2 separate regions of the Homo sapiens genome follow, and region 1 is linked to region 2. A link is an interaction called in ENCODE POLR2A ChIA-PET data of the cell type or tissue named here. Cell type or tissue: GM12878. All regions are shown on one strand. Links, peaks and the distances in the headings refer to the core of each region. The heading gives the core; the rest is flanking DNA.

What was found. Peaks named below come from ENCODE experiments on the same cell type or tissue, not always from the same donor. Only the 100,000 strongest peaks of a DNase experiment are listed, where the experiment ranks them.
Region 1: POLR2A ChIA-PET joins it to region 2 with 7 read pairs; 3 of 35 experiments call an interaction of 5 or more read pairs at or near these places.

What each region holds. Positions count from the first base shown.
Region 1 is chr15:101,029,877-101,046,352 of GRCh38, reverse strand. LRRK1 (leucine rich repeat kinase 1) reads right to left here. Exons shown (of 34, transcript NM_024652.6): 21 at 201-372. It also overlaps a transcript of LRRK1-AS1 not described here. Among named protein-coding and RNA genes, the nearest start is that of LRRK1-AS1, 110 kb to the left of the region's middle. RefSeq lists an enhancer at 1-279. In GM12878, for the core only: no CTCF peak of the experiment used is centred there; a DNase peak (open chromatin) is centred at 10,492; H3K4me3 peaks cover 328 bases; H3K27ac peaks cover 367 bases.
Region 2 is chr15:100,933,218-100,946,580 of GRCh38, reverse strand. All of the region lies in intron 2 of LRRK1 (leucine rich repeat kinase 1), which reads right to left. Among named protein-coding and RNA genes, the nearest start is that of LRRK1, 21 kb to the right of the region's middle. RefSeq lists enhancers at 4,714-4,863, 4,904-5,043. In GM12878, for the core only: no CTCF peak of the experiment used is centred there; DNase peaks (open chromatin) are centred at 2,168, 4,937 and 5,579; H3K4me3 peaks cover 2,120 bases; H3K27ac peaks cover 4,335 bases.

The DNA.
Region 1 (16,476 bases), core at 6,124-14,123, 94 kb before region 2:
CTTTGGAACTCCCAGGATGGCTTCAGTGGGTTGGCCAGCAGCCCATGCCACACCTGCCCCCTGGCACTACATTGGTGGCATGGCTCTAGGAGAAGGGTCTCCAGGCAGGGCCCCCCAGCAAAGGGCATTCCCCTCCCCCAGTGGTACAACTGTAGGTGGCTCTCGGGCATCTGTCTATGCAGAAACCGCAGCCATAATACCTGCAGGTCCATCTCCGCCAGGCTGATCAGCATCCGTGCTATAAACCTTTGCCAGAAGCCAACGGGAACGAAGCTCATCTTAAATACCCTCTGAATGGTGTTGGCTGTGGGGTGCCGCATACCGTGGGTGTCCAGGCCAGGTTTAGATGGAAGGAGATGGGGCAGGAGGTAGCTGAAACACACCAAGGGGGACTGGTGAACAGTGGGGCCCAAGCTCCACTGCAGGGCCCTGACCCCAGCAGATGGCCTGATCTGGGGACAGGCTGTGCTGGAACACCTCAGGCTGCTGGGTTCCTTCCTCCCAGGGCCTTTGGAATTCTGTTATTAGTAAGAGAAGCGTGGTTTATATGCTAAGAATAAATACTCCAAAGGAAAATGAAGACTGGTCCCATTAATATGAGTCTATCATGGTTTCTAAGATACTAGAATAAGGCTAAGGGAAGACATGAAAACATCATGGTCCTAAAAATGTCAGACACAGCAAATGGGACTCAATTCTCTATAAACGGGGTTGCAGTTGGGGAAATAACATTAACTTTGGTTGATGAAGGAAAAACAAACACAGCTGCAAGGTTTCAAGGACAATGCAGATATTAGGGTCAGAGTAACATTTTTGGCCTTTAAAGCTATTTATTATTCTTGGCCCGTTGACACGACGCGATTGCCTTAAAAGTTAGAATAGGCCTGTTTTGTGCGGAAGAGGGATGTTTTACGAGAACACTCTCGGTCATCATAAAAATGCTGCATCATTGCATCGGCAAGGGCTTCACGGCTGAAACCTGGGAGGTCCCTCCAAAAGGGTGCCCGAAAACCAGCAACGGCTGCATCCTGTGGGGCTGCGGGGGCAGGCACTGGACAGGTACAGGACGGCCCCTGGTGTGCAGATGCTGCACTCCTTCCCAATAAAGGTTTTACCTTCAGCTCTCCTAATCTTAAATCTATTTCAGTCCAATAAATGTCCTTAGAACTTTCTGGAAAAGACTCCCTAAACTGTAAGAAAATTCAGTGACAGCCCATGGCCCGAGCATACAGGCGCAAGTCTCGGCTCTCACTTACACGCTCTGACACATGGGTATACAATGGGGAGAGAAAGGATCCCCTCTTGGCAGGGCTGGTGAAGGTAGACGGGGGCTGTGCAGATGACACAGCAGACACAGGTGGTGAAGCAGGAGGCCTTTTCAGCCTTTCAGGTCTTGAGTGAAAGGACATTCCCAACCTCTCGCTAGATGCCTCTTCATCAGAGTGTCCTGTCTTATTCCTTTACATCTGAAAAGTCCTTGCTTCTCTATCTGCTCAGTGTTTGTTCCCCATACAGGAGGCCCTGGGCCGTGCCTGCTGTTTCTTTCTGCTTTTTCTACTTCATCTCATGCATCCTGGGTCTCTCATGTGGCCCTCTTACAGTGGTGGTGCCCCATGTCTGTCTTGCTCTTCTCCTTGTCGGAGTGTGCTTAGAGAGTGGGGGGAGCATTCTCTGTCCCCAGGCGTCCCAGCACGATGTGCGGTGGCACACAGAAGAGGTGCTCCATGATGTTTTTGAGGGCAGAGGTTTAGAAGGTGACATGGCAAATAAAGAGATCCTGAGTGGCCACAGAAGCCAGTTCTCAAGGGAAGCAGTGGTCTCCAGGTAGTGGAGGCCGCTGGCTCCGGGTTTCAGAGCAATTACGAGCTGGGAAAGGCCGTCCCAGGGAATGACCAGTGAGTCGGCAGGACAGGTCCTAAGAGGTAAATTCTTCATGTGTTTGATGAACGTAAAGCAGTGAAACCCTGGCAGGGCACAGTGTCTGCACGGAGGTGCTGGCTCATGCCACCCCACTGAGACAGCCTCAGACAGGGGCCGCAGCCCTTCTCAGAGTCTGCTGAGAGGCAAGGACCTTCCTCCTGAAAGAAGCACAAAGGCTTAAAACTGTATGGTACTTCCAGGGAGTTCATGGAGATTTTCTGAGGGGCTGGAGGGGTTCACTGCAGGTGGGAAACCATGCTCTGAGAGGAGCCGCAAATGTGTCTGTTTGCACAGATCCAGGGATCCCAGCAGCCTTAGAAAGCTGATGATGCCAGGAGCGGGGACTTGCCTGGGGCTCAAGGGAACCATTATGCCTGTGCTGAGATGAAACGTGTCCCACTATTCCTGGATGTGTACAGAACCCGACACCATGGCTATGAGTACCTACCACGAAGAAACAGTAACAATAACTGGACTGTCAATACTGGATGTCTTGGGAGCTTAAGAGACACTGTTCTGAGTATTTTACATGTATTTGTCAGTGGCTGTTCCCATGCAGGAGGCCCTGGGACATGCCTGCTACTGTTTCTTTCTGCTGGTCTGAATATTTTACATGTATTATCTAATTTAATCCTCACAACAACTATCATACTTATGGTAATTATATTATACCCATTATGCAGACGAGAAAGAAGGTAGTTGGGATTCATACTTGTGCGTCCCAACTTCATATTCTAACCTGCTGTGCCATAAGCCTTGGTGAGGACCTGGCCGTGATCACACTGATGGTCTTGTTCAGGCCAACACACACACACACACACATTATAAATACGTGTACGTTTTATACATATAAAAACTGACTTCATATAGATAACTGACTTTCTTTTACTGAGTACTCGTATCTCCTCACTCCTCTAACCTGCGATAAAACAATCTGAAAGTTGTCAGATCCGGCAATGTTGTAAACACACAGGCTGCCTTACTCTGAACGTTCTCATGGACCAAAGTTAAGGACACCGCTGGGCCATGTTATGAGGGGCTGTGGAATTTTGAATTCCTCTTTGGGGTTTTATTTTGTAAGGAACCCAGAGAGCTGGAGCAGCAAGAAAGACTTGAGGCCCCTCCCATACCTAGTGGGAGGTGGGTGGGGCCTCAGGCAAAGGTGGGGCCAGTGGCTGGTTCCCAGGTGGCCGGGTCTCTGGCCTCACTGTGCAGGATCCAGGCCTGCTCCCCAGAAGTCTCCAGGTGACACCCCTGTAGAGATCTGGAGCTGAGGACGCAGAGTGGCGACGTGTTCTCTGGGTGCTGCATGGCAACATTCTGTGGATTTGGATCCTGTGGATTTGGATCCTGGATACAGCTTCATTGCCAATATCAGCATCAAACCCAGGAAGCGGCTGATATGGAAACTAGTACTCAGAGGCCTGAGGACCAAGCTGGTTTAGGGCAGAGCATCATGGCAGGTCTCACCCCTCGTGTGCTCCCCCAGCCTGGCCCTCGTAGGGGTCCCACCCCGAGGGGAGGCGTTCAGTTCAGCTACTTCAGAAGATATATCCTGGCAATGGGTAGCACAGAGGAGAGTAGGAGGAAAGAAGAAGCCAACACTACACTTGGTTTTGATGAAAACCAAGCCTCAAAAGTGAGAATTTGAAGGAAGAAAAGTTAAGTAATAGCTCATAAAGAGTCTGCACAAATCCCCCGACAAGAGCACCCTGCTTGTAAGGATAGGGGGCCTCACTCCCTCTCCCCTGCCTTCCATGGGCCAAATGCCAGGGCCAGAGCACATGCTGTGGGGAGGCAGAGAAGTGTGCTGCCCAATGCTCAAGGGCTGACAGCATAACTGAGGGTCCGGGCAGGTGGGTAAGAGGTAACAAGTAGGGGAGTGTAAGGGCAGTAAAAGCCACAGGAGGATGGTGGCAGAGCTCTCGGAGGGGCAGTAGGCTTCTCAGAGGCCCCTGGGCTGCAGCAGAGCAGGTGGCTGGGCATCCTTGATCACATGAGAGGAGGTGGCATGGGGTCAGAGGTCCTCAGCGAGGGGTCAGGGGTGACGAAGACTGAGGAGGACCCCTGTCTGCCCAGAAGACAATGGGGTGACACCTTTAAAAAGACTGACAGAAAAATGACCCAGAATTCTACATCGAAGAAAATTATCCAGCAAAAAATTAGAGTGTTAATAAAGACATTTTCATATAAACAAAAGTCTTGTCTAAAAAAGAGAATTTGTTTCCATCAGACTTAGACTTTAAGACATGCTACACGTAATTCTTCAGGATGAAAAGAGATTATACCAGATGGAAAGAAGTGAAGAGCACCAGAAACAATCAACATTTTTCCCTTAATTTCTTAAAAGACTATTGATTGTTTAATTATTCAAAGCAAAAGTAATAACACTATATTATGGGGTTCATTACATATATTGTAGTCCTCCCTTATCTGCAGTTTCTTTTTCATGGTTTCAATTACTGGTCCAAAAATATCAAGATATTTAGAAAGAGAGAGAGAGAGACCACATTTATGTAACTTCTGTGACAGTATATCATAATTATACTGTTTTGTTGTTATTGTTGTTAATTTCTATGTGTTGTTAATCACTTACTGGTTTACAATTAAACTTCATCATAGGTATGTAGATAAAGGAAAAGGCATAGTATATGTAGGGCTCAATACTATCGCAGTTTTAGGCATCCACGGGGGTCTGGAAATCCACCAGCTGTGGATAAGGGGGACTACTGTATAGAAGAAACGTGGATGACAGCAAGAGTACAGAGGGTGCTGGGAGGAGTAATGTCCTGGTATCGTGCTAAGGTTTTTGCATTTAATTCAAGGTGGTATAATATTAATTACAAGTAGATTGTGATAAGGTAAGGATGCATATTCTAATCCCAAGAGTAACCACTAAAACACAGTACCAGGAAGAATGGCCAAAAACCCAACAGAGAGCATGAAAATACTAAAATAAAATTTAACTCAAAAGAAGGCAGGAAAGAATGAACAAAATAACAAAATCAGATGGTATAAATACAAAATAAATAGAGAAATAGTAGGCTTAAACCCAACCATATAATTAATTATGATAAATGTGAATGAATCAAATATTCCTATTAAAAGGCAGAGATTATCAGATTGGATAATGTGCTGTCAGCAAGAGATTCCTTTTTTATAGAGATCATAACCTGCTACTAGAAGAATAGGGAAAAAACCCAGGTAGAACTAAAAGAGCTGGTGTGGCTATTTTAACATCAGACAAAATAGACTTCAAGAAAAGGAGTATTACCAGTGATAAAGAGAAACATTGTATAATGAAAAAAGGGTCACTTCATTACACAGGCATGACACCAATGTGTATATGTAACCAATAATGGCTTCAAAATATATAAAATAAAGCCTGTCAGAACTGGAGAGAGAGGTAGACTTATCATTAGATATTTTACCATCTCTCTCTTAGTAATTGATAGAATGAGTAGGAAAAAAATCAGTGAGAATACGGAAGATTTGAACACGTTGTTTACCACTCTGAGCTAATTAAGGTTTATAAGATACTACAGCCACAACACAGAAAACTCGTTTCTTGTGTGCACTCCAGACTTTCACTGGGAAAGATCACACATTGGCCCATAAAATAAGTCTCAGTGAATTTCAAAATACAGAAATCTTAGAATATATTCTCTGACCAAAATAATATAAGATATATTAGAAAATCTTTCGAACTAAATGATAAAAACACAACATAGCAAAATTAGTTGTATTTGTCATATAAAGCAGTGCTTAGAAAGTTATGGCTTTAAATGCTTACATAGAAAATAGGAAAGGCTTAAAATAAATGACCTAAGCTTCTACCTTAAGAAGGAAGAACAAGAAGCACAAATTAAACCCAAAGTTAGCTGAAGGAAGACAATAATAAAGAGCAGTAATAGATGAAATAAAAGAGAAAAATAATAGAAGAAATCAGCAATGGCAACGGTTCGTTCTTTAAAACGGTTCCAAAAATTTGATAAACACTTAGCAAGACTGATCAAGAAAGAATGAGAGAAAAGACATATTATTAATATCAGGAGAGAGAGCATATCACTACACATTCCAGAGATATTTTAAATATCTTTATATTAATATATTCTGCACCATAGATGAAATGAAAAAATTTATTGAAAAAAAAATAACTTACCAAAACTGACACAAGAATAGAAAATTTTAATAACCCTATAGCTAATAAATAGATTGAATTTGTAATTAAAAATCCTCTTGTGAAGTAAACTCCAGGCTATAAATTCTATCAAACTGTTAAGGAAGGTCTAACACCAATCTTATACAAAATCTTGAAGAAAATAGAGAAGGAAAAAAATCTTTTCAATTCATTTTATGAAGACAGCCTATGTCTGATAACCCATAAAGACTTTTCATCAAAGTACCAACCAATATCCCTCATGAACATAGATTAAAAAATTCTTATGCAAAATAGGAGCCACTGAAATCTAGCATTAGATAAAAAAGATAATAAATCATGAACACTTGGTATGAATCTTGGGAATACAAAGTTGGTTTAACATTTGAAAATCCATCAACATATTTAACAGAAAAATAACTGAAGAAAAAAATTAACAGAGGCAGAACAAGCATTTTTGGGGGACAAAATTCAGTACCCATTTATGATAAAAGCTTTTAGCAAACTGGGAATAAAAGGGAACTTCCTCAATCTGATAAAGTTTCCATGGATAACAAAGCTCTGCAGAAAACATCACACTTGATGGTGAAAGACTGAATGCTTCCCCCCTGAGATCACACAGAATGACGCCTTCTCTCATCCCTTCTATTTAAACCTTCGCTAGAGATCCGAGCCAATGCAATCAGGCAAACAGAGCAAAAAAATATGTGAAGATTAGAATGAAAAAAGTAAAACTGTCTTTTTTTCAAAAAAGAAGCATACTTAGAAAATCCTGAAAAATCTACTGGAGCTAATAGGTGAATTTAGCAAGGTTTTTTGATATAAGGTAAATATTTAAAAATAAATTATATTTCTGTATACCAGCAACAAGAAATGGAAATCAAATTAGAAGATATGTCATTTACCCATATCGGAGAACATAAATTATGTAGACACAAATTTAACAAAAGATGCAGAAAATCTGAATACTGAAAACAAACCACCGTGGAGAGAAACTTTTTAAAAACCAAAATAAATGAGAGATATACCATGTTCATATTGGAAGATTCAATATTTCTAAGATGTCAGCTTTCTTTGATCTATAGATTCAATGTAATCTCCATAAAAATCACAACGGTTTTTTAAGAATCAGACAAGCTGATTCTAAAATTTAGATGAAAATGCAAAGGATCTAGAATAATCCAAAATAATCTTGAAACAGAAGAACAAAATTGGAGGGTGTCATATGCTGAATAATGAGCCCCAAAATATCCAGGTCCTAAACCCTAGAACTGTGATTGTTACCTTACATGGAAATAGAGACTTTGTAGATGTGATTAAGTTATGGACTTTGAAATGGGGGAAAGATCCCACATTATCTGGGTGGACCTTAAGTGCAGCCACAAGTGTGCTTAAAAGATGGGGGAAGAGAGAGATTTGCACAGAAGAAGGCAAGATGGCCACTGGCGCAGGGTGCCATGCTGCTGGGAGGGACGGCTTCAAGATGGCTGACTAGAGGCATTTCAGACTTGCCTCTGACACTGAGAAGAGGCAAAATAGTGAGTAGATAATCACACGTTGAATAGATCATCCAAGAGGGAACACTGGAATTCAACAGAAAAGTGACAGGAAATACCTAAGGCAAGGAAGGACAAGGAAGCAAGGCAGCCTGCTAGGCTGAGAGCTGAGAGAGACTCCCCAGTGTGGGGAAAGGTAAGTGAGAGATCCCCAGTGGTCGACATTCCCACTCTGGACTCCTGAAATCCAAGGCACAGGAGAGCCCCTCACCCTTTGTGGGCCCTGAAACTAACTGATGGGAGATTGTGCAATGGCACTGCTCGGAGGGTGCTCACTCTAGGTCTCACACTCTCTGAGACCTGAGCAGCCACACTAAGGAGGCAATTTATTTATATTTTAATTTTTAATTTCAATAGGGCTTTGGGGAGCAGGTGGTGTTTGGTTACGTGATAAAGTTCTTCAGTGGTGATTTCTGAGATTTTGGCACTCCCATCACCTGAGCAGTGTACACAGTACCTGATGTGTAGTTTTTTATCTCTCATCCCCTCCCACCCTTTCCCCTGAGTCCCCAAAATCCATTGTATTATTCTTATGCCTTTGCATTCTCATAGCTTAACTCCCAATTATAATTTGGAACATATGATGTTTAGTTTTCCATTCCTGAGTTACTTCACTTACAATAATGGTCTCCAATTCATCCAGGTTGCTGCAGATGCCATTATTTTATTCCTTTATATGGCTGAGTAGTATTCTATGGTGTATATATACCACAATTTTTTTAATCCAATTATTGATTGATGCACATTTGGGATGGTTCCATATTTTTGCAATTAGGAATTGTGCTGTTATAAACATGTGTGTGCAAGTATCTTTTTTGTATAATGACTTCTTTTCCTCTGGGTAGATAGCCAGTAGTGAGATTGCTGGATCAAATGGTAACCTACTTTTAGTTCTTTAAGAAATCTGCAAGGAGCCATTTTACAGCCCTGTCCCCAACAGACTGTGTACTGTCCGGGAGCCCAGTGGTGCTGGGGCTGAGGTGCAAGAGAAATGTGGGCTGCTACCCCTGGGGCTGAGGTGTGAGTGAGGCATAGGCTACCACCTTAAAGGCTAAGGTGTGAGTGGCATATGTTCCCCACCCACCAGCCTAATCTGTTGCCACTGAAGGTGGCCCACCCTCCCCAGTGGCAGGGCAGCAGTGTGGCCACTGATGTCCCCAGCCTGAGCATTCCATTGCTGGCCTGGGGATCACTTCACTCCTGCCTACCATGGCTGGTACCTGTACACACCATTGAGGGGCCTGAATACAAGCCCACCTGACCTGGCTTCATGTCCCCTGGCCCCTGTGCCAGAGCATGTGGACTAGGGCTGAGGGACTGCCCAGCTCAGTGGTTCAGTCCACCATCAGTGGTACCTGACCACTTCTCCTGAGGGCCTAAGGTTGGGCCTACCGACTCTGCTGTTACCACTACAGCTGGTACCTACTTGCACATGTCACCCGTGGCCCTGTGCACAAGCCCAACCAGCCCATTGCAGCCACTGCCAATACCAGCATGCACTGCTCAGGACCTACAAGGTTTTCCTGCCACTTCCACTGCCATTACCCACACCATGCCAGCTGCCTAGGGACCTGAGAACCCAGCCACCTACCTGGCCCACTGATGCCACTACCAACATCCAAGTAAGCCTCCTGGAAGCCCAAGAATAGGCCTGTCTGGACCCTCTAACACTGGTGCCAGTGTATACCACCCTGGGGTCCAAGGAGAGGCATGCCTGCTGCCACCACTGGGGCCCAAAGACTGGCCCACCTGGCATCCCTGTTCCCAGCAAAACTTCCCCACAAGCTCCACTAACAACTGCACCCTAAATTACTGAGGAAATCACAGATGCCACTGACATTGTTTATAGCCAAAGAAATAATACAGATTACACTACTGCATCTACATAGAATGAAAGCCAAAGTGCCCTACTGAACCAACACCACAGATGCCTCTTCAGGAGAAAGTTCTCCCCTGTGAAGGCAAATTCAAATACTGGAAGAAGTGACTGTTACACCAGATGCACAGATATCAATGTAAGGACACAGGAAACATGAAAAAGCAAGGACATATGATACTTCCAAAGGAAAACAATAATTCTCCAGCCATACAGCCTAATCAAGAACAAATTTATAAAATCCTGGAAAAATAATTAAAAATTCTGATACTAAAGGAGCTCAGTGAGATAGAAGAAAATTCTAAAAAAAATACAAAGAAATCAGAAAAACAATTCAGGATACAAATGATAAATTTACCAAAGAGATAGATATTAATATCATTTAAAAAAAACCAAATGGAAATTCTGGGACTGAAGAATTCATTGAGTGAAATATAAAATACATTCAAAAGCTTCAACAATAGGCTAGATCAAGCAGAATCATAATCTCAGAACTTGAAGACAAGTCTTATGAAAAAAACAGAGTTAGACAAAAATAAAGAAAAATGAAGAAAATAATGAGTAAATATTTTCTCGATGAGTGATATATGGGACACCATAAAGCAACCAAGTATTTAAATTACTGGAGTCCCAGAAGGTGAAGAGAGAATGAAAGGGTTAGGAAAACCTATTTAACAAAATAAGAGATGAAAACTTCCTACGTCTAGCAAGGTATTTAGACATCCAGATACAGGAGGCTCTGAGATCCCCAAACAGAGATAATGCAAGAAGGTCTTCTCCATGGCACATTATAGTCAAGTTGTCTAAAGTCAAAGAGAGAATTCTAAATACAGCAATAGAAAAGAATCTAGTCACCTAAGAGACCCCATTAGACTAACAGCAGATTCCTCAGCAGAAACCTTATGTCACTAATAGACTGGCCCTATAAGAACTGCTCAAGGGATCCTTAACCTGGAAGCAAAAAGAAAAGTGACATTTAACATCATGAAAACACACAAAAGTATAAAAATCACTGGTAAAGCAAACACTCAAATGAGGAAGAGAAAGGACTCAAATGGTACCACCACAGAAAACCACCAAACCACAATGATAAGCAGTAAGAGAGAAATAAAGGAACAAAGAATATATAAAAACAACCAGAAAATAATTAACAATAGGACAGGAACAAAACCTCACATATTAATAATTGCCTTGAATGTAAGTGTATTAAATTCTCCACTTAAAAGGTGTACACTGGCTGAATGGATTAAAAAAACATGATTCAATTATATGCTACCAATAAGAAACTCACTTTATCTGTAAAGACACACATAGACTGAAAGTAAAGCATTGCAAAAAGATATTCCATGCAAATAGTAGCCAAAAGCAAGCAGACATCGCTATACTTGTATCAGACAAAACAGACTTTAAGTCAAAAGCAGTAAAAAGACAAAGAAGAAATGATAAAGGGATCAATCCAACAAGAGAATATAACAATATCAATATATATGCACCCAACATTGGAGCACCCAGATTCATAAAGCAAATATTACTAGATCTAGAGAGAGAGATATATTCTAATACTATAATAGTATGGCACTTAAACATACCACTCTCAGCATTAGACAGATCATCTAGACAGAAACTCATCAAAAAAACATTGGATTTAAATGACTTGAGACCAAAAGGACCTTACAGACATTTACAAACCAAACCCAAAATCAGCAGAAGGAAAGAAACCACATAATAAATAAGGGTCAGAGCAGAAATAAAATGGAATACAGACTTAAAAAACAATACAAAGGATCAATTAAATGAAAAGTTGATTCTTCAAAAAGATAAACAAAATTGATAAATCACTAGCTAGAGTAACCAAGAAGAGAAAAGACCCAAATAACCAAAATTGGTAATGAAAAAGGAGACATTACAACTGATACCACCGAAATACAAAAGATCATCAGAGACTACTATGAAGAACTATATGTTAACAAACTGCAAAGCCTAGGAAAAAAAAACAGACAAATTCCCAGAAATATAAAACCTTACCCAAAGTTAATCAGGAATAAAAAGTAAACCTGAACAGATCAATAATGGATTCTAAAATTCATATGGAACCAAACAAGAGATTGAATAGCTAAAGCAATCCTGAGCAAAAAGAACAAAGCTGGAGGAATCACACTATCTGACTTCAAAATATACTACAAAGCTATAGTAACCAAAACAGCATGATATCAGTATAAAAATAGACACCTAGACTAATGGAACAAAATAGAGAACCCAGAAATAAATCCACATATTTACAGTCAACTGATTCTCAACAAAGGTGCTAAGAACCTACAGTGGAGAAAATACACCCTCTTCAATAAATGGTGCTGGGAAAATTGGATATCCATATGGAGAAGAATGGAACTAGACCCCCTATCTCTTACCACATACAAAAATCAACTCAAAATGGATTAAAGCCTTAAATTTAAGACCCCAAACTATAAACTACTAGAAGAAAACAGGGTAAGCACTTCAGGACATTGGTCTAGGCAAAGGTTTTATGGCTAAGACCTCGAAAACACAAACAACTAAAACAAAAATAGACAAATAGTACTATATTAAACTAAATGGCTTCTTCACTGCATAGGAAACAATTAGCAGAGTGAAGAGACCTGTTGAATGAGAGAAAATATTTGCAAAGTATTCATCCAACAAGGAACTAATATCCACAATTTACAAGAAATTCAAACAACTCAATAAAACTCAAATAATCTCAAAAGAAGGCAAAGGACATGAATAGACATTTTTCAAAAGAAGACATATGAATGGCCAACAGGTATATGAAAAATGCTCAACACCATGAATCATCAGGGAAATGCAAATCAAAACCACAATGAGATATCATATAACCCCAGTTGAACAGCTACTATCAGAAAACCAAAAAATAACAGATGCTGGTGAGGACGCAGAGAAAAGAAAAACTCTTATACGCTGTTGGCTGTAATGTAAATTAGTACAGCCTCTGTGGAAAATAGTATGGCGATTTCTCAAACAACTAAAAATAGAACTACCATACAATCCAGCAATCCCACTAGTGGGTATTTATACAAAGGAAAAGAACCCAGGTATTAAAGGGATACCTGGATTCCCTTATCTATTGCAGCACTATTCAAAATAGCAAAGATAAGGAACCAACCTAAGTGTCCATCAATGGAGAAATGGATAAAGAAAGGTCCATATACACAATGGAATACTACTTGGCTGTAAAAGAGAATGAAATCATGTCATTTGCAGCAACATGGATGAAACTGTAAGTCATTACATTAAATGAAATAAACCAGGCAAAGAGAAACAAATACTGCATGCTCCCACTCATATGTGGGAGCTAAAAAACTTGATCTTATGAAGATAGAAAATAGCATGACAGATACTAGAAGCTAGGAAGGGTGTGAGAGTGGGAGGAAGAGAGGTTGGTGAATGGGTACAGACATACAGTTAGAAGAAATAAGTTCTAATGGTTAATAGCAGACTAGGGTGACGATAGTTAGCAAGAATATATGGTATATTTCAAAGTGGTTAGAAGCCAGGACTTGAAATGATACCAACACATAGAAAGGATAAATACTCAAAGTGATGGATACCCCAAATACCCTGACTTGATCATTCCACATTCTACACATGTAAAAACTACTCACCTGTACCCCATAAATACGTAAAATATTATGTATTGATAAAAGAAATGTGAGCTAAGAAATGCAGCTCTAGAGACTGGAAAAGATAAGAAAATGGATTTTCTTCTAGAGCCTTCAGAGGCAGCATGATCCTGCTGACCCCTTGACTTTGGACCAGGGAAACTTACTTTGGACTTCTGGCCTCCAGAAAAATGTGTGTTGTTTTAAGATGCCACATTCATGGTATCTTACAGCAATCACAGGAAACTAATACAAAACGCTCACGCAACCTGATTTCAAGTCTTACTCTAAAGCTACAATAATCAGTGGGGTTTGGCACTGGCATAAGGATAGGCATATATATTAGTGGAACAAAATAGAGTCCTGAAATAAACCCACATCACTGATTTTTGATAAAGAAACCAAGATAATTCCATGGGGAAAGGAAAGTCTTTCCAACAAATGGTTCTGGAACAATGGGATAATATACAGGAAAAAAATGGACCTCGACCCCTACTTCACCCCATATACAAAAATTAATTTGACATAGATTATAGACCTGGAAGTAAAAGCTAAACTACAAACCTTCTAGAAGAAAAATAAAGAAAGATTGTCAAGATTGTGGTATAAGCAAATATTTCTTAAAGATGACATAAAAAGCAATAATCACACAATTTAAAAGTTAGACTTCATTAATATAAAAAAAGGAAGTCACAGACTGGGAGAAAATATTTGCAAATCATATATCTGAGAAAGAACTTGTATCGGGTAGGGGGAGGGGGGAGGGATAGCATTAGGAGATACACCTCATGTTAAATGACGAGTTAATGGGTGCAGCACAATATGGCACATGTGTACATATGTAACAAACCTGCACGTTGTGCACATGTACCCTAGAACTTAAAGAATAAAAAAAAAAGAACTTGTATCCAGAAGATATAAAGAAGTACATATCAGTACCAAAAAGGAAAACATTCTAATCATAAAATAGGCATAAAACTTGAATAGACACTTCACAGAAGAAGATATACCAACGGCCAATAAGCTCACGAAAGGTGCTAGACCTCATTAGTCATGAAGAAAATGTAAAGTAAAGCCACAGTCAAGTACAAGCTCACATCCACTGGAATAGCTAAAATCAGAAAGACCTACAGACAACAAATATTGGGGAGGAGGCCGGCGCAGTGGCTCACCCCTGTAATCCCAGCACTTTGGGAGGCCAAGGCAGGCGGATCACGAGGTCAGGAGATCGAGACCATCCTGGATAACATGGTGAAACCCTGTCTCTACTAAAAATACAAAAAATTAGCCAGGCGCGGTGGTGGGCGCCTGTAGTCCCAGCTACTTTGGAGGCTGAGGCAGGAGAATGGCAAGAACCCGGGAGGCAGAGCTTGTAATGAGCCAAGATCGTGCCACTGCACTCCAGTCTGGGCGACAGAGCGAGACTCCATCTCAAAAAAAAAAAAAATAGTGGGGAGGAAATGGAGTGTACAGTCTCTTGGAGGAGCATACAGTCTCTTGGGGGACAGCCTGGTGATTTCTTATAAAATTAAACTTACACTCTATTATCCAGCAATTCCACTCCTGGTTTTGATCCAAGAGAAATGAAAACATGTGTCTCCAAAAAGACTTAAGACTGTTTACAGCAGTGTTATTCATCATAGCCCAAAGTTGGAAACCATCCAAATGCCTATCAAGAGCTGAGTGGATAAACAAATTGCAGTAAAGCCATACAATGGAATACTACTCAGCAACAGAAAGAACAAACTCCTGATACACACAACCGCATGGATGGATCTCAAAGGCATGATGTTTAGTGCGAGAAGCCAATTAGAGACCATATTGCGTGACTCTGTGCGGTTGAGAAGTTCAAGAACAGGAAACAGTAGGCTCTGGTGCTGGAAGTCAGAGTGCTGGTGCTGACACGGATGGGAAGCGACTGGAAGGGCGTCTGGCGGAACTTCCAGTATGACAGGAACATTCTGTGTCTTGAGGCAGGTGCTGCTTGCACAGTTGTATGCATTTGTCAAAAGTCATTGTTTTGAACACTAGCGATCCGGGCATTTCACTGTAAGTAAACTTTACCTATGATGGAACACTACTCAGCCATAAAAAGGGATGAATTAACAGCATTTGCAGTGACCTGGAGGAGACGGGAGACTATTATTCTAAGTGAAGTAACTCAGGAATGGGAAACCCAACATCGTATGTTCTCACTGATATGTGAGAGCTAAGCTGTCAGGATGCAAAGGCGTAAGAATGACACAATGGACTTTGGGGACTTGGGGGAGAGTGGGAGGTGGGCGAGGGATAAAAGACACAAATAGGGTGCAGTGTATACTGTTCGGGTGATGGTGCGCCAGAAATCTCATAAATCACCACTAAAGAACTTACGTAACCAAATACCAACTGTACCCCGATAACTGATGGAAAAAATCTTTGTAAATAAACAAACAAAAACAGAAGCAGGTATGGGTGTCACAAGGAGGAAAGGGGCTGTCAACAGAATTGTTTCACTGGGAGATGGCAGGGCCATGTCATTCCAGGTGGGGTGAGGAGTGGGTGTCAGGGGTACAGGGAGGAATTTGGAGCCTAGAGTGCCACTCCCTGAGCACAGTTCCGTGGGTGGGGCGTGGGGGAAGGTGATCGGTGGGACCACACAGCAGAGGAGAGAAGGCAGGTGTCTCAGACATGCTGTGTCAGTCACCGTGCCAGACTTCCAGGTGGGAGCAATTTGGAAGCTCAGGCCTGAGCCTCTGGAGGCTGGGCCCTGCTGAAAATCTGAGGATTCTTCCTTTGGCGGACCAAGGAGGACCCCAAAGCTGCATGGAGGACCAAGGCAGCTGAATTGATGGCTTGGGCAAAGTGCAGGGGAGGGGCCTGCTGAGGACACTGCGGGCTGGAAGGGAGGGTGGCAAGGTCCTCTCATGGAGAAGGCCCTCCAGAGGGGAGGGTCAGTACTTGGGGCAGGGTCAGCAGAGGACAGGAGAGGTACCTGGGGGCACCTAGAGGGCTACCTGGCGACCAGCACAAAGTCATGAGGAGCGGCAGGTGCTGGGGAGCAAGAAAAGGAGGAAAAGGAGGAGAGGCTCATTTGTTTTGTTTGCAGTTTAGGACTGGGGAGACCTGGGTATGTTACAGATCCAGGAGAAGTCCACAGAAAGAGGCAATGATCAGCTACTATATGGAATGCCTCTATTTGACCCTCGGACCATCCACCCTGGAGTAGCTGATGATGTTGCTCTCATGATTTAATCATGTTGGACTGCATTTGGAACTGGGCTGTGTAATTAGTATGCACATCCTAGTCGCTCATTCTTTTTTTGTTGT
Region 2 (13,363 bases), core at 274-8,273:
AGATTTGATCCATCTGAAAATGATGTTGGAGTGGGAGTGAGAAAGCAATATGTTACCCCTATGCTATTCCCAAATAAACCTTTCCTGGACTAATTATAATTCTAACTAGCAAGGCAAAATCAATGTGCATTTTGGCCTATTTTCAGATTGCCACACTGTTCCATTGCTTTCTCTGTGCATTGTCTCGCTAGTCTCCAACCCCAGTCATTATGGTGGCATTGGAATAAATTTTAGCATACGCTGCAACTAATCTCCTCCCCTCCTCTCACCCCATCCCCTCCCCACCTGAACTTTCCTGTATTCTCATAGGTTTATTTCTCTAGGTAAAATTTATTATACTTTTTCCATGTTCCAAAAAGAAATCCTGTTTGTATTCTAATTGAGAATGCATTAAATGATAGGATCAATTTGTGGAGAATTGATATATTTACAATATTAAGTCCTCCTACACAAGAAGATGATATGTTATTTTTCTTACTCAAATATCCTTTATGTCAAGAGTTTAAGGTGTTCTTAGGTAGGCCTGATATATTTACCGCTATTTCCCCTAAGTATTTTATATTTAACATATTCATTTAATAATTAAGAGAAAAAAGCAGCGTATTTCCTCTATAGCCTCTTTGAATATTCAAAGTTTTCATTTCAGTTTTCTGTGTTCTTAGATAGATCTTGATAGAGCATCTAATTATAGGTTAACAACGAATAGATACCGTGCCGACACTAACAGCGCCTAGAAATTGATAAGGAAAATCAGAGTTCCTCAAAAATTGATTAATAAAGAATATGAAGGCTGGGCACTGTGGCTCATGCCTGTAATCCCAGCACTTTGGGAAGCCGAGGCAGGTGGATCACCTGAGATTAGGAGTTTGAGACCAGCCTGGCCAACATGGTGAAACCCCTTCTTTTCTAAAAATACAAAAATTAGCCAGTGTGTTGGTGGGCGCCTGTGATCCCAGCTACTCGGGAGGCTGAGGCAGGATAATCATTTGAACCCAGGAGGCGGAGGTTGCAGTGAGCCGAGGTTGTGCCATTGCACTCCAGCCTGAGTGACAGAGCAAGACTCTGTCAAAAAAAAAAAAAAAAAAAAAAAAAAAAAAAGAGGCTCTGCAGAGATAGTTTTTAAAAAAGTAAATATAGCTACTTCTTACGCATGCTAAAACATGCTTGGTCACACTCATCGTAAGAGAAGTGCATATTCTAACTAGGCTGAGGTACCATTTTTCACATATCACATTAGGAAAAAGCAAACATTTGGTAATAAATACTTGTCAGCCACTGGGAAACAGACACGCACACATGTTTTCAGGGATTGGGGCATAAACAGGAAAAACTCTCCTGAAGGGCTGCTTAGCAACATCTGTCAGATTTTTCGAAGCATATATGCCCCGTGACCCATCACTTTGGGAATGTGTTGTATAGATGAGCTTCTATACATGGGAACAGACATCTGGCATTATTTGTTACAGCACATGTTAGGAATCGCCCAAATGCCCGTGAAGAGGAGACCGCCTGTATAACTGAGTTGCATCCATGTCACAGAACACTATGCAGTTGACTAAAAGGAGGCCAATGACACCCTTAATGTGTGAAAGAAACAGGCAAGGCACAGAACAGCATCTGCGATCAGCTACATTTTGTGTAAAAGAGGGGAAAAATCAGACTCTATCTTTGTTTTGCTTCTTTACTTATAAAAAAGATTCTGGAAGGATGTAAGAATCTCAGGATTGTAGATCGATACTTATGATTTTTGAACCATAAGACCGTATGACATTTTCAAACAACTAAAGTTTTAACATATTGGCAAGGGAACAAATATGAGGTCATGTTTTCTTCCTTTTCCTCTGCATGTCTTCCAGGCTGAGATATATACCCTCAAGTTCAAACAACAGAAATTGACTCCAGCTGATTTGTCTCAATACTAGGACTGCCATCTGCCTTCCAAACACAAAAGCAAGCACACAAAATAGAAGCAAAAAAGCCAAGATCAGGAGTCCTCCGTAGCTGGTAGAATTGTAGGCTGGTGTCTATCATGTGAGGATTTGAGGTGAACCCAGTGAGTGATTACAGTGTAGCCTCCGAAAGGTTAAAGCAAATGCCACAAACCCATCCTTGTAAAAGATAATGCTGAACAGAAGTGAAAGCTTGCCTACCCCACCCCTTCGACCTAAGATACAAACTCTGAGAAGATCCTCAGTCTGCAGCGAGAGTTAACATTTCCTGGGTGCTGCACTGCTCTGCAGCTGGGTTTTTGGTGCATAGCTGAGTTAGATCAATGCTGCGCTGTGGTTGTTGCAGTCACAGATCTTTTTCCTGGATGGAGAAGCCTGCTTGTGTATGGTGCAAACTACTTCCATTTAGTACAAGCTCTGGCTGAACAACAATAGGTCTCCTCCTTTTTTTCATGAGCAATATCCTGATATTAAAGCAAGAAGCTCCATGATTCCTCAGCAACTGAAACACTCTGAGAATGTCTGGGCCCCACTGTGAGGCCCCATGCCCACCCAAACCTCACTAACAGCCCCGCTTCATGATTTTTCTCTGACCTGTGTTCAAGGCATTCATTATGAATGGCTGGAGGCTGAACATTTAAGATAAGGGATCACGACCGGGTGTGGTGGCTCACACCTGTAATCCCAGCACTTTGGGAGGCCGAGGTGGGCAGGTCACCTGAGGTCAGGAGTTCGAGACCAGCCTGACTAACATGGTGAAACCCTGTCTCTACCAAAAATACAAAAATTAGCTGGGCATACTGGTGGGCGCCTGTAATCCCAGCTGCTTGGGAGGCTGAGGCAGGAGAATCGCTTGAACCCAGGAGGCGGATGTTGCAGTGAGCCGAGATCACACCATCGCACTCCTGCCTGAGTGACAAAAAAAAAAAAAAGATACGATCACTTGCAAACAAATGATCACAAAAATGCCAAGAACTGAGGAGGAACTAAACTTATTTTTAGCTTAAAAAAAAAAAAAGAACCAAGTAAAAAGGGACATTATCTAAGATCCAATTCAGTAAGTTTCTGATAGTTTATCTTTGTAACTTCCTAAAGCTACTGCTTGTTTATTTAAATTTTTAGAAATCATATGGCAATAACAACAAAGATAGAAATTTGTTGTTTTGTAGAAATTTGGGGGAGAAAGTGAGAATAGAAACATTATTTTGTAAAGGCAGTGAGTAAATATTCAAAGGAAACACTTAGGTTAATTCATTTAACCCCATCAGATGCTAGTATTAGCTCTGCTTACAGATAAAGAAAGAGGTCCCCAGAGAGTCAGTGACTTGCCCAAGGGAGGGGGCAGAATTTCCACTCTAAATCACTGAATTAATTTTTATTAAAAAGGCAGAAAACAATGACTCAGCAAGCTGTTACACCCCCTTGGAGTAAAACAGAAAGATTAAAATTACACTTGAAGGAAAGGCAGGCCATCTTGTCCCTATTTTAAGAAAGTGAAATAATTCACTTTACATAGACTGTTGCCTTAGGCCCAGGAGTCTTTATATAAGATCCCAATTTGGAACATACCAAGACAGTTTGTGCATATTTTTATTAAGTCACTTCTGAGTTACTCTGTGAAAACCGGGAAAAAAGCACCTTCCAAACTTGTTGAAAAGGGATGGCCAGCACTACGGGTTGATCAGTAAGCACTGGCGGATGGAGAACCCTGGGAGTTGTTCAGCATGGACATGGAGGCCGTCTCCGGGTGAGTGCACACCCCACCCGCCCACTGTGAGCAGAGAGGCCTCATGAGGACCCAAGGCTGCTACCAACAGAACCAGAGGGGGACTCCGGGCACCCATCGTCAGCCTTGCTTACTCCGTGAATTGTCGAACTTCACACTGTACCAGTTTTCTTCAGTGAGACATACAGGTTTTGTAATTTGGAAAAAAAAGAAAAGAAAAAGCATTCTGAAGATAAGGCAAGGAAAGATTTGGACTTTAATTGAAACATTTTAATTTAAAATGTTAATTAAACAGCTTTAATTTTGATGATTAGATTTGAGGGTCATCACACTTTCGTGTACACACATTTGGAAATGAAGACTGGCCACATTTTAAATCCATGTCTTCCATAACTGTGAGCCATGCCTTCTCTAGCTTAGAGCCAAATAAAATCGGACTCACCATTTTGTAAGGACCCTACTTTTTAATCATTGTAATATTATTATCATTTTCCCTAATAGAAATAGAGTCCAGTTGAGGCTACATAATTTGCCCAACAGAGAAAGAGAAAAAGAACAGGCCATTTTTTTTGAGGGTCTGCCTAGCATGTGCACTTAGTATGGTGCTAACCATTCCGCAAACAGATTCTAACCCTGCCCCTGTCACAGATAGGACTAGCTGTGGAAGCATCAGGATTTGAACCCGGTTCCTTCCGACTGTAGAGCCGGTTCTTGACATTCTCACTCAGTATTTCCTGCAAGTGCACACCTTGGAGATGCCCAGGAGACGCTGGAAGATGAGATCAAGACAGTAGGCTGAGCCCGGCTGCAGCCACCACCTCCTGCTCCAAATCCTTAGAAATTATTACAAATATCAACAAGCCTTATTAGCATGGGAAAAGAAGTGACCTGAGAAGACCGGAATCCACTGTGCGTGAGGTGGAGAAGGCTTGGGAGAGCTCCGAGGCTGCTGGGGGACATGGGAAGCAAGAGGGTCCCCAGGTCACCAGCAGGGCGACTGGGAGGAGTGGGGAGCCATAGTGGGCAGACTCCTGTGGATCTGGCCCCTCTCCAGCTTGTGCCAGGCAGCCTGGGACTGATGGGTCTACACTCGATGTGGGCTAAAGAGAAAGTGTGCTGGGCAACTCCCAGGAGGCACACGGAGCCCACCACCCGGAAGCCATGCTCTGGATGTCCCCAAGGCAGCCTGCTACAGTCCCCTGGCCCTCCTCTTCGCAGGCTATTGTGACAAATGCTGTGTTCACAGACAGCTACGGGGAATCCCGAGCAGAACAGTCAGCATCCACCCAGGCACCCGCAAGCATCTGAGGAAGAGCAGCGCCATAAAGAGAAGCACGAAACTCCTCTAACCAAGCCAGCACACAGGCAGGCCACCGATCAGCAGGAAGAGACATCCCACCTTACACACACACACACACACACACACACACACACACACACAGAGACATAGACACACACAGACACACACACACACACAGACACACACACACACAGAGACACACACAGACACACACAGAGACACAGACACACACATACAGGCACACACACACACACACAAAGACACACACAGAGACACAGACACACACACACAGACACACACACATAGACACACACAGACACACACACGGACACACACAGAGACACAGACACACACACAGACAGACACACACAGACACACACACAGACACATACAGACACACACAGAAACACACATGCACAAAGACACACAGACACACACATAGATATGCAGACACACAGACACACATACAAAGAGACACACACAGACACACACACACAGAAAATATTTATGTTTCCTCTTTATGTAGCCAAGGGCACAGGCTCATTGGAAGCAGTCTGATCACCTAGGGGAGAAGCTGTGTCATATTTCACCACTGTCCCCCTTGGGCCTCAGAGTCCCCAGGAGGAAGTGAGCAGCTGACAGTGACAATGTCTCTGCAAGGCAGGGTCTAGCCAGGTCAGAGGGCCTGCACATCTTGCTGCATCCTCACATTACTGTTCGGGGCAAACCTACACAAATCACACAGTCACTGAGATAAGACAGCTTTGGGCTTTCCTGATTCACAACACAGCTTGGTATTGTCAACTGTTCATCCTTATCTTGGAGGAAAAGACTGAGTTAGCATGGGAGCTTCCCTAAGCAGAATCTCAGGCTCCAGCTTTCCAGCACCTCCAGGGCCCCTCTCTACACAGAATTAATGTTAGCAGAGCGAGAATGAATTCAGAATAAATATTACTGATGTCTTGGAGAGAAACAGGAGGATGCAGCATCCACAAACAAGAATCAACTAAAACTCTTGGGAATTAAAACGAGAAGAGTTGCACTGTGAAGCACAGTGGGTGAGCTGCAGAGCAGAGACACCGTTGAAGGACAAATCAGGAATCTGGAAGACCAAGAGGAGGATGCAGCACCAAAAGACAAGGAGGCCGGGAGCAGAGATAAAAGAGTGAGAGACATTGAAGATATTTTTTGAAGTTTTTCAAAATGTGTCTAATGAGAGTTTCAGAAACATATACTTAAATAAATAAGAATAATTTTCAAGTTGCAAAAATATGAGTCCTCAGAAGTGACAGGATACTAGTCAAGAAGAGTAAATTTAGAAAAAAGAAGAATGAAGGACTAGTGAAATAAACAATCTTATGGAAAGACTGATCAACAACAAAATGAGAGAGAGAGAGAGAGCAGGACATGTGAGAACACAAAAGCATTATCTGAAACAAAGAGATAAAACTATATTAGAGAACTTAAAATCATGGCATCATCAGCAAAGGACACAGGGATTCTTGGAGAAACAGTGCATCGTGCATCCGGGGCAGGATATGGACAATCTGGCCCTGGATGTCTTGTCACATCAGAAAGCAAGGAAGTTATCAAAGACTTCTGGGGTCATGCCAAAAGATAGAGGAACCTACTCAGGGGGCCTACTGGCAAAAGAGGAACAGCGTTAGCATCAAGAATCAAATAAATTAAAATTCATGAGTTCATAATGATACTAAGGAAAAAAAACCCCACCTTCATTGGCCGCCTTCAAAAGGTGCTAGGGAATTGACTTATTTTCAGTAGAATGAATAAGAAAACTAAGAGAAAAAAACCCAACTATTTACCCCGACTTTGCTGTACAAACTGTAACTCAGGGTACCACAGAGTTAATGGAAGAAATTTCTTCTTTAGAGATCACTTTCAGCTGATAAATGAAGAAGGTAAGATAGACTTAAAATAACACCACTTTGCAACCTCAAATTAAATAATTGATCTAAGCAACCATCAATGACTGATAAAACCATTGTGTGAAAAGTCGAAAAACCATTAGGACGTTTATAAAGAGTGATTGCGCTGACACCACTGAAAATCATTAAAAAACTCTAAACATCAGAGAGAGACAATTAGACATTCTGTGACTAGGTGATGCAGGAGGAAGAACCCACCATCTATTGGGCATTTTTGCCAAAACATCTTACTAAATCTAATCAGGCCTCTGGATCTACAAAAACATAGGGAAGGTGGGAACATGTCAGGCCACACATAGAAATGCAATTGCCAAAAATCCAGACTGTGGAAAATTGCAAAGGACAAACAATATGGCTTTATCAACAAAAGAAACTGCAATGAAAAAGAAATTGAGGGAGAAAGATAGAAATTAAGAGACTTAGGAACTGTACTGTCCCATGTCCCAGCATGCAAGGGCACTGACTCAACAAACCTGCCCCAAACAAACCAGTGATAAAAACAGAGACAATGCAGGACATTTGAACACTGACTAGATATTTGATATTTTGACTTTTTTATTTATTTTGAGATGGAGTTTCACTCTTGTTGCCCAGGCTGGAGTGCAATGGCATGATCTGGGCTCACTGTAACGTCCATCTCCTGGGTTCAAGCGATTCTCCTGTCTCAGTCTCCCGAGTAGCTGGGATTACAGGTGCCCGCCACCATGCCTCGCTAGTTTTTTGTATTTTTAGTAGAGATGGGGTTTCTCCATGTTAGTCAGGTTGGTCCCAAACTCCTGACCTCAGGTGATCCACCCACCTCAGCCTCCTAAAGTCCTAGGATTACAGGCATGAGCCACCACACCCGGCCCTCTCCAGCCAAGGGTCCAGCCTGGGTCTCCCCTCTCAGAAGCCTAGCCTGTCAACAGCATGCTATTGTGGGCATACATTAACATACACTTTTAAACATACATTTAAACGTATGTTAAATGTATTTTGTTTTTTCTTTTCTAGACTTCTTAAGCTATAAGTATGGAATTGGGTTCTAAATCATCTGGAAAGAGAGAGAAGGGGGTTTACATGGATGCAGATTGGCCATGTGGGGGAAGGAGGGAGGATGGCAGAAGGTGGGTTACCTGCATGGGAGGAGTAAGTTCCAGTGCACCAGAGCACTGGAGGGGGAATCGAGTTAACAATAGTTTGTGGTCTGTTTTCAAAAAGCTAGAAGAGTGGCTTTTGCATGTTCCCAACACCAAGAAATGAAAAATGTTTGCGGTGATAGATATGCTAATTATCCTTATTTGATCATTACACATTGTATACATGTATCCAAGTATCACTCTGTATCCCATAGACAAGCACAATTATTACATGTCAACTAAAAACAAGAGGGTTAAAAAAAAGATTGCCCATGTGTGATAATTACTGAAATTGGGTAATGGGTACAAAGGGGTGCATTTTAATATTCTCTCTACTTGTGTACTGTGTTCAAAAGTTTCTGTAATAAAAAATTTTAAAAAGTGGCCGGGTGTGGTGGCTCACATCTGTAATCCCAGCACCTTGGGAGGCTGAGGCAAGTGGATTGCTTGAGCTCAGGAGTTCGAGACCAACCTGGGCAACATGGTGAACCCCCATCTCTACAAAAAAAAAAAAAATACAAAAATTAGCCAAGCATGGTGGTGTGCGCCTGTAGTCCCAGCTACTTAGGAGGATGAGGTAGGAGGATCGCTAAAGCCCAGGCTGTCAAGGCTGTAGTGAGCCGAGAGGTCGCCACTGCACTCCTGCTTGGGTGACAGAGTGAGACCCTGTCTCTAAGTAAGTAAGTAAATAAATAAAGAAATAAATAGGCTGGGCGCAGTGGCTCACGCCGGTAATCCCAGCACTTTGGGAGGCCGAGACGGGCGGATCACGAGGTCAGGAGATCGAGACCATCCTGGCTAACACGGTGAAACCCCGTCTCTACTAAAAATACAAAAAAATTAGCCGGGCGTGGTGGCGGGCGCCTGTAGTCCCAGCTGCTTGGGAGGTGGAGGCAGGAGAATGGCATCAACCTGGGAGGCAGAGCTTGCAGTGAGCTGAGATCGCGCCACTGCACTCCAGCCTGGGGGACAGAGTGAGACTCCGCCTCAAAATAAATAAATAAAATAAAATAATAAATAAATAAATAAACATTTTAAAAAAAGAAATCTAAGACAAAAATATAACATTTTAAAGTTCCACGTAGCTAAAGACTTATGAAAAGAGAAAAATGTGCCATTTTGAGTCCAGGCCTAAAAACTGTGGTTTCTGAGGCCAATAAAAAAGGGGAACTAAATAGTAGCCCTGATTCTTTGGAAGAGACGGCAATTGGTAGTAAGTTTGGGTAGGGGGCGGGAATGGGTACTTTTTATTGTATTCCCTTTTGTACTTCTTTTAAATTGTGTGTAAGTATATGATTCATCTATTAAAAATGAATAAGATAGTTTAAAAATATATTTTAAAATCCTGAACCATTATCAACTTCATGCTAAAATATTCGAAAATCTAGATTAAATGGATAACTATCTAAAAATTGTATTGCATAAAATAACTCAAGAAGAAATAGAACATTTACATAAACCTATAACCTTTAAAGACAGAGAATCAATAGTGAGACATCTACCCATTAAAAAGCACCAGGCCTGTATGGTTTTATAGGCAAAGTGATGTATTCTGCTTCTTGGAAAATATAGGACATACTTATATTATCAAACTTATGTTGGTTGAAGAAGCAAGATGCAAAAAGACTGGCATAGTATGAAAATATTTAATCCAACATTTTTAGTATGGAAACTGTTCTGAAAGGAGCAGGATTGACAAAACAGGACTCTGGTTACCCCATCCCTACCACAGCTGGACAATGAGCCAGCTGAGATGCCTCCTTCTCCCAGCTGAAGTGATAGCACCCAAGCTCAGTTTCCCATGGGTCTAGTGGCTCATCATAGAGGACTGCACATCCCACAGACCCCAAGTTGCCCCATAGAAGCAGCCAGCACCCACAGCTAGCATGCTATTGACAGGCTGGGCTCTGAGAGGGAAGACCCAGGCTGGACCCTTGGCTGGAGTAGAACCCAGCCCCATCCAGCCCTATCCAGTAGATGCCCTGGCATAGCTTCTTGTTAAAGGAGAGGCTGGGGGCCACATGCCATGCCATCTTGCAGATTCAGGCTTTGTGATTTTCTTTCTCTTAATAAAGCCTATTCCCTAATCTCAGTGGATGACATTGTGGAGTTCATGCCAACCCCTGCGCAATAGATGGTAGCCCAGGGGGAATCCACCTGGCAAGGCAGAAATGATACCATGTATTTACAGACACACACACACATACAGCCATAAAGGGTTCAGACTAACTTCAGAATAATGGCTACCCCTGGAGTTGAAGGAGAGCAGTGATCAGGGAGAGATCCAAAGGCGTTCTGGCTGTACCTGTAAGGTTTGACTTCTTAAAATATTTTCTTTGTAGCAAAAATGACAAAATAACGAATGTTGGTTAAATCTGAGTGATGGGTACATCTTTGATCCCTCCTTCCTTTACTCGTCACTCACCTAACCCGTATCAAAGCCTGCTCCTCTCACCAGGAGGTAGAGTCTATTTCCTGTGCCGGCCTAAATCTGGACTGGCCTTTGACTTGTTTTGACCCACAGGTAGTGGCCGAAGTGATGCTGTACCAGGTCTAGGCCTATGCCTTGGGAGGCCTAGAGGCTTCTGCTGCTAAACTCCAAGAATTCGGCAGTAGGCTGTAAAGAAGCTTGGGCTAGACATGCGGTGGATGAGAAGGTGTGTGGAAGAGAGAGAAGTCATGTGGAGGAGCACGGAGGGGCCAGACATGGGAGTGAAGCAAGAAGAACCACCAGCTGGGCCCTGCCTAGATTCCTGACCCACAGAAACCTGGGAAATGATCATTCGTTGTTCTTTTAAGCCAGCAAGTGATAGGGTGGTTTGTTACATACTTGTGTGTGGATACCCACACAAGTCCTGATAGCTTTATTTTGAGACCTATTCCCAGTGCATTCTCTTCCTCCCACTGCTACCCCACCATCCTGGCCCTCCTGGTGCCTTCTCTCCAGGGCTCTGGCAATAGCCTTCTAATTCCCTAAATAAAACCATGCAGCTCCTCAGATGTGTCCATCAGCCTTGGAACAAAATCTACACTCCTGCTGTGAAGGCTTTACCTCTCCAGCCCCATTTGGTGCTTCTCTCACTCTGCCCCAACTGCACAGGCCATCTTGCGGTCAGTCAAACCTACCGAGCTCATTCCCGCTGCCCAGCCTTTGCACTCACTGATGCCTTGCCAGGAGCACCATTTCCCCAGCTCCTTTACAGGACTGACCTGATTCCATTCACTTCATTCTGTGTAAATGCCACCTCCCCCCAGACACCTTCCCTGATCTCTGACCAGCAGTAGTGCCCTATGCCTGTCACTCTCCATCCCTGCAACCTGGTTGATTTCTGTCATGGCCCTGTTCACTCCTGACAGTAGAGTGCAGGTTTATTTACTGTGTTTCCCCTGCTGGAATAGAAACATCATGAGGACATTTTCCTGGCTTCCCAGAGCCCTGACCATAGCAGGCTCTGACATAGCCTGGAGTGTAGGACTAAGACCAGGCACAAGAGGGAGGGCTGAGCAGATCATTCTCTGTTATTTTCAGTATGTTCAATAAACCCTCTTCTTCCCAGCCTTCCTGTGGCTGCCTCCTTCTGGTCAACTGAGCAGACCTGAGATTCAACATCAATGTCTTACCTAATAATAAATCAAAATGGCCACACTGTGCCTCTTTTGTACATGATCTTACTCTAATGCTTCATTGAGCATCACTCTCTGGTTTTCTTCTTCCTTCCTTTTTTTTTTTTTTTTTTTTGAGACAGTTTCTTGCTGTGTCACCCAGGCTGAAATGCAGTGGTGTGATCTCTGCTCACTGCAGTCTCTGCCTCCTAGGCTCAAACAATCCTCCCACCTCAGCACCCCCAAGTAGCTGGGACCACAGGTGTGTGCCTCCACGACCGGCTAATTTTTTTTTTTTTTTTTTTTTTTTTTGTAGAGATGGGGTTTTGCCATGTTGGCCAGGCTGGTCTCAAACTCCTGAAGTCAAGTGATCCACTTGCTTGGCCTCCCAGAGTGCTGGGATTACAGGCATGAGCTACCTTGCTCAGCTCTCTTGTTCTTTGCTGTCTACTTTTCCTGCTACAACTGGAAGCCCTGTAAGGGCAGAGGCCACACTCCTGCTGTGTCCCCAGCATCTGGAACAGTGTCCTCCACAAGTGGATGCCTAAGAATGGTTGAAATAATCATGCTGAATTAATAAAGACAAACACAAAGCTGGGGCTTAGAAGAAATGTAGAGAATGCAGAGGTCATTAAAAAGAACTTCAAAAATAAGTGCCAGTGAAAAATATTTTTCTGCCAGCATTTTCACTGACTTAGTATCCTAGGAAGTTGCTTTCTATGTAATTTATAGACATTCTTTGCCTATAAAGTCAGCTGACTGCAAATTTCCCTAATAATGCTTTGAATCATATAATTATTGATTTGTCTGGAATTCACTGTAAAATATTGGTTTCAATACATGATTTTGACATCTTAAATAAATAAATAAAAATTAACTGAGAAGATAAGACTGACACCAAAATAAAATAAAATAAATGGCAATTAGGATCCTCTGGGAAATTCAAGAAAATACTGTGTACAAAACACAGGAGCACAACGCTATGAAAATAAACAACCAAGAACAGGAAAGAGTTTTGGAAATTAAGACTGAGTTCCAAAATGAAATGTTCAATAGACAGGTTAGAAGATGAAGTCAAGCAAATCTTTTTTTTTTTTTTTTTTTTTTTTTTTTTTTTGAGATGGAGTCTGGCACTGTGGCCCAGGCTGGAGTGGAGTGGTGTGATCTCAGCTCACTGCAACCTCTGCTTCCCAGGTTCAAGCGATTCTCATGCCTCAGCCTCCTGAGTAGCTGGGACTACAGGTGTGTGCCACCATACCCGGCTAATTTTTGTATTTTTAGTAAAGACGGGGTTTCGCCACGTTGGCCAGGCTGGTCTGGAACTCCTGACTTCAAGTGATCTGCCCACCTCAGCCTCTCAAAGAGCTGTGATTACCAGTGTGTTACTGGACCTGGTCAAAAGTTTATAAACATTAAGAAAAAGAACAACAGTTGGAAAATGTGAGCGAAAAGATAAGCAACCTGTATCTTAATTAATAGGAGTTCCAGAAAAACAAACAAAACAAAACTATAGCGAAAGCAGAAGAGAAAAATATTATCAAAGAAAATACAAGAAATGTCCCATGCATGAAAGGGATACATGCTTGGCCCACCCAGTGCCAAGCAGCAGGAATGGAAGAGGACCCTCACCCAGGTCTTTCGTTGGAAAATTTTGGAAGACCAAGCACACAGGGAAGATTCTGAAAGCTTCTGAAAGGGAAAACCAGGTCACCACAGGGCAG